Linked DNA regions of Mus musculus: region 2 is linked to region 1. Evidence: chromatin loops called from intact Hi-C (ENCODE). Cell type or tissue: left cerebral cortex. All regions are shown on one strand. Links, peaks and the distances in the headings refer to the core of each region. The heading gives the core; the rest is flanking DNA.

Evidence for each region. Peaks named below come from ENCODE experiments on the same cell type or tissue, not always from the same donor. Only the 100,000 strongest peaks of a DNase experiment are listed, where the experiment ranks them.
Region 2: it touches region 1 in a loop (2.2-fold over the local background); 3 of 42 quality-filtered maps call a loop at or near these places.

Annotation. Positions count from the first base shown.
Region 1 is chr11:33,848,182-33,851,094 of GRCm38, reverse strand. It overlaps a transcript of Kcnip1 not described here. Among named protein-coding and RNA genes, the nearest start is that of Kcnip1, 6.0 kb to the right of the region's middle. In left cerebral cortex, for the core only: no CTCF peak of the experiment used is centred there; a DNase peak (open chromatin) is centred at 1,247.
Region 2 is chr11:33,906,129-33,909,041 of GRCm38, reverse strand. It overlaps a transcript of Kcnip1 not described here. Among named protein-coding and RNA genes, the nearest start is that of Gm39678, 12 kb to the right of the region's middle. In left cerebral cortex, for the core only: no CTCF peak of the experiment used is centred there; no DNase peak of the experiment used is centred there.

The sequences.
Region 1 (2,913 bases), core at 109-2,608:
AGGAGCTCCCAACTGAACTGCAGGCCTGCTCTACCACTTGCGTTCTATAAGACATTGGACAGGCTAGCACCCTCTCCGCGCCGTGGGAGCCTCATATACTAAATGAGAGCTAATGAAAGTGCTGGCCACATGAGGCTATTGAAATGATTAAGTGAGGCTCGGCACGTGACTGGAACATGGTAGGAACACCAAGGAGAGTGGCTGCCCTCGTTAACGCAACAATTACATAACCAGAGAAGAGTGATGCCTGCTGGGGGATGAACTCATTGCCCAAGGAGGTAAGAGGGAGCCATGTTCTGCACATACTTGACAAAGATAAGATTCTGAGTGAATTTCACAGTGAATGTTTGCCACAAAGCTCAGTACCACAGGGAAATAAGAGATGGTGACCCACAGCCTTCCTGACCTTTGCCCTAACCTGCTCAGACCCTCATCCCTGACTCTCTACATCCTGACTCTCGTCCTTTGTATGTGGTTCCTCTCCTATGACTTTCACCATCCTAAGGTGACCTAAACCTTTGACTTTGGTGGTCTCAACTTTTACTTATCCTAGCATTTTGACTGAGGCTGGCCAGTGGCCAGAGTCAAGCCTGGTATCCTGGATAGCACACGAGGAGAGGGGATTCTGATGGCTGGCATGTGACAGTTCTTTGTCAGATTTTCATCCCCTGAGACTGTGAGCACCACAGTGAGCACAGACCTGTCATCCCCAAGGCAGGCTCGGCTGTGACAAGCAGAAGGCGCTCACTCAGCACCTTCACTTGCTGTGACTGCATGAAGGTTAGCATCAATGCAACAATGACCTTGAGCCTCGTAGCCCTCCAAGCCACCCTAGATGCTGCCCTTAGTTAACCCTAGATGCTCCCATGCCTAGCATATAGATGTGCATACCGGGCTTTGTAAAGCTGAAGTCACACAGCTCAGAGGCAAACAGGTCATGCCCTTTCCTTCTTCCTTCCTCCACGGGTAGAGTTTCTTAACCGGGTGTCCACAATGTGCTTTGTGGGAGAGCCATGGATTCTGCATAGTCTAAGTGCATTCTCATGCACACGCAGTTGCTCTAGGGGGAAAGGTCCTGATACTCTACTGTTTAAACAGATCTGAATCCACCCATCTTCCCGTGCCCACTCCTGGAGAGCCACTTGATCAAGGTGCATGAAGTATCTACCCTGTTCCTAGTATAGTGTAGGCACCAAGCCTCTGGGCTCCAGGAATCCCCCTCCTCCGCAGGATCTGGGCGACTTAGCGCTCTACTGGCAGCATCTCAACTGCGTGGGTGGCTGCACTCTGTCTGAACTCATCCGGCCCTGGCGATGCCTTCACCAGCGCTGGAGTATGAAGGGGGATCCCTTGGGGCAGTGCAGCCACTCGGGGCACGTGTCAGAGCCTGTGCATTTGGGTGTCCCCAGCCCCCTCTGCCCTTCCCCTGAAGCTCACATTAGTTCTGCTCCCAAGAGAACATGATCAGCTTCGACAGATGAAGCCATGCTTGCTGCACAGGGACACTGCCTGGGAGGATACTCTTCTTGAGCCCAAGTCCTGTTCAAAGTTCTCTTTCCTGGGGAGACAGAGGAAATACAAGCAAAAGGAATCAGCAGGGAAAATCGAGGCACAGAGCAAGTTTTCTAAGTCAGGACTGCCATCCAGCTCTAGGGACCCCCACCAGGTGCTTTGATAATCACAGTCACTTCCAGCTTCACCCTGTTTCTGCCATTAATGTTCTCACCATGGTTGGGGGAGGGGTGGGGGAGGAAAGAGGCCTTCTCAACAGTCAGATACTTTACTGAAGTTCACATAGCCAGTCTGGAACTCACAACCTGATTTGAATGTTGTAATCACATCCTTGGCCTGCGAAGCTTCACGGTGTCTGTAGCATACAGTCTGCACAGATGTGTGCTGTGAGCATCCTCCAAGCAACTGACATCCCGAACTCTCCAGCATCCTTCTTTCCTTCCAGCATGAATTGAGACTGTGAGGGGTTGGTCTGATGGGTGGACAATCTGCAGCCACATAGTGTCAGCTCCCTGAGCTCAGGAAATCTTGCTTTCTCTTATTCAGTGTGAACTCGCATGATCAGGCTATAGCCTGACTTAGCTGTATGATGCTTAGCGAACATGTGTAGAATCCATGACTGAATTGCTGAGCCCCAAGTAAATGACAACACACCGGCCATGTGCTTTGGTGAGGGTGCCAATGTTCTTCCTCTTTTTGGTCTTACCCAGTCCTCATGCCAGCCCATGAAGTGGTTATGCTCATGTGCCAGATGAGGAAGTAGACACAGAGACACATTTACTAGAATTATCTTGGCCTCAGGAGCTAAGTGGTGAAGTTGTCTTTACATCTTGACTGGTGTCAGATTGACTGTCTGTGGCCCCTGGGGAGGCTCTGGTGCTCCTTCATGGGTGGGGAATGGGGTGCAGCGGAGTGAGTATGTATGCAAAGCGGAACCTCTGCCTTTGCTTTCCAAAGCTTCCCATCTATTTGTGGAGGCCAACTTATGTATGCAGAACATTTGGGAAATGGCACAAGAAGCATTGAGTGAGCTTAGCACTGAACTGCACATGATCAGGTGCCAACCGCACTCTCTGCTTTCACTAATCTCAGTCTTTTAATACCAGATGGAGACCCGACAGATGAAGAGCAAAGATGGAAGCCACAGGGAAGGCTGTGGCTTACTGGGTTCTGTACCCATTAATGCGGAGCCATGCCTAGTCCACAGCAGCGAGCACAGCAGGTGGCCACCCACGATCGCAGGCTTATTGATGTATTAGGTACATATTGAGGGCTTTGCAAGAAGTGCCTCACCAACCTCACATCAGCAGGGGGAGGGAAATGGCCATATAATGCACAAGATGAAAATAGGGATCAGAGAAATTGTTCATCATACCCAGTGTCACACAGCAAGTGGGTGGG
Region 2 (2,913 bases), core at 143-2,642, 58 kb before region 1:
GAGACAGAGAGAACAGGGCACCTCTGCAGGAAGCTTTGTAATTCAGACAACAGGCTGGCTCTGGGAAGAGAGAACAAAGGGGACCTCTGAAGGGGAAGAGACAGCTCTGTGCACACCCCTGCTGGGAGCCACTAGGCTGCTTCTGAGCCTCAGGGCTGGTGAACCCACCAGGCACAGAATTTGTATCTGAATTCACTTTGGTACCTCTGTGTGGCAGGCTATCAGTGATTTTTCTCTTCCAGTCTAAGGACTCAGGTAGCAGAGCCAAAATGATAGGAGACAGGAAGCACCTGCAGCCTTTGGAGCCCTGTCTGGACCTCCCCAAGGGTTGGCTGCTTGGAGCTGATCACAGGCTTGTTTCAAGAGAGAATGAGATCATCAGATGAACAAGATAGTGCGCGTTACTGTGTATTACAGCAAGGCTCACTGCCACAGAGCCACAGCTGCCTCAGGAGCTTCTGTCCTTTCTCCAAACCTTTATTGAGCACTGTCACCAATGGGTATGCTATAATAAGGTGGCTAACTCCACCCAAGTTTGGCTACTTATAAGCTATATGATCCTTCCTGCAATCGTCTCTGTTTCTGGGAGTGTCTTGCAGAGCAAACAGCATGAGAAGACCTTAGGGAAGGAGCTGCAGCATCTGGTTAGGAAAGAGGCCCTCCCCTGTCAACCTTAAGGAAGATGGAGACGTCATCAGGGCCATATCCCCAGGGTCCAGGAGCCTGGCTACCATTATTTCTGCTAGAAGGGATACACTAACATTGGCAACAATGACATTAATCAGGTCCCTGTCTTACTTTGAGCCGTAGTTCTCTCTCCTTTAAAGGATTCTGAGGCTGCCCTTCCAGGTGTCAGCCTAAAGCTAGGCCTGCATGTTCAGTTAATAAATGGTCTTCCTCGTGTGCAAGAAGGCTGCTTCCAAGGAGCATCTCGTCTAGGCCGCTGGGTTGTAGACACTTGGGATGCTTGCTTACTGTACCCAGCAGCTGCCTAGGTCATTTAGAGATGATGTGACTCACTGAGTCCTGTGATGCCTTCAGTATCATCTCTAGGGTAGATGTCTCTGTGCGGGGAGAGAGAAGAGCAGATTTCAAGCAAGATCTTGAGACCAAGCGTGGATCAGAAGAACTCAGAGCAGAGAAGTGTAGGCAGTGGCTAGTGTGTGAGTGCAGGCTTTCTGAAGTGGTCATGCTCTAGGGAACACAGGCTGCTTTGTGTGCAGGAATCCTTTCTCAAACCCCCCTGAGAAACAGCCACTTGTCTTGTGCTTGAATTATACTTCCCAGAGGAGATTCAACTTTGCATGGTCATGTGTTTAATGGTGAAAATCTCTAGGCCAATCCCACTTTCTTCATTGGTCCGTTGACTGTAGGCTTACATTTTTTTAAAAACCTGCTTTAATAAGGGTTTTGAAATGCTCTAACCTCCCTTCTAGCCCACTACCCACCAGAGGTAGTAGAAAGGAAAGGTTAATAGGGCAGAGGGGGATGTGGACCTGTTTAGAAATAGTTCTTTGGGGCAATTCCAATCTTCATTATCAGGATATCAGCAGTTCAACTCACACAAACCAGCAGGGGCAGCTCAACACATTTGCAAACACTATTCACAAATCAGCAATGCCATTTCAATCCAAAAGAAAACACAAGGCTCTGTCAATTACCCCGAGCCAATGGAAGTAGCAAGAAGCCACCAGAATATCACAACAAGTTTTATGGTGTATTTCTCTCTATGAAGTCACAGCAAATGATGATCAGTGGGAAAAGGCAAGGTGAACCAACGCCACAGCATCATCAGTGCAGAACAGCAATCAGCAAAGCCCAAGGAAGACCAGCCAAGAGGTACAAGGCAAACCAATGTCACACAGTGTGGTCTACCGTCTGTTGGGTTATCCTTATACCCAAACATCACATGTTCTCTCAAGCATCTGCATCTCCAAGGAAACCAGAAGCTTCCACTGCACTTGGCCTCGACAATGACTTACCCTACGATCCGTTTGTTTCCATTGCCTCGCCTTGGATTGAACCATGGACTTGTTTCAGCTCAATTTTTGTTGCTGTAACAGAATATCAGTTGCTTGGTAACTTATAAGGAAGCTAATTTTGGCATGTGTTTCTGGATGCCAAGACAGCCCAGAGTGACTTGTATCTGTTCGGAGTCCAGTGTGGCCTTTTACAAGCAGAAGAACAGATGAACATGTGCAGAAGAGACAGAAGAGGAGGGGCAGCCTTGCTGTATAATGACTGACAAGGACTAAGCAAGAACGCTTGCTCGCTGCTATGAGAATTAACCAAGTCTTGAGAGAAAGGTGCTGGTTTCTACTAATGACTTCCAGCAGGCTCACTATCTCTCAGCATCATCACACTTCGGGCAGAGAGGTCAGTACAGGGCTTTGTGGAGACTCACAGAACAAGGCTGTCTGCATGGTGTGAAATAACAGGCAGGCTGAAGCTCAGTGGGGTTTTCCCTAAAGGTAAAAGAAATACTAATTGAGAGGTGTTTGGAAAAGTCAGGTACTTTTATGTAGCAATAAAACTCTCGGTCCTCAATATTCCCTGGGTGGTCATCATGTCATCCCTTAGTAAGGATGGACAGAGTTGCTCCTTCTTATTACCACATCGACCATCTGCTAGCTCCCTTTGAACAGGAGGAACAGTTAAAAGGACTAAGGGGTGTTTTTGCCCACATAGAAGCCACATCCCCCTTCTATTTAGAACAGTGGCTCTCAACCTTCCAATTGCTGTGACCCTTTAATACAGTTCCTCATGTTGTGGCAACACCGCCCCCCCCACCCCAGGGAATAAAATTGTCTTCATTGCTACTTAACAATTATAATTTTGCTACTGTTATAAACTTTAATGTAATTATTTGTATTTCTTGGCAGTCTTAGGTGATCAACCCTGTGAATGAGTTAT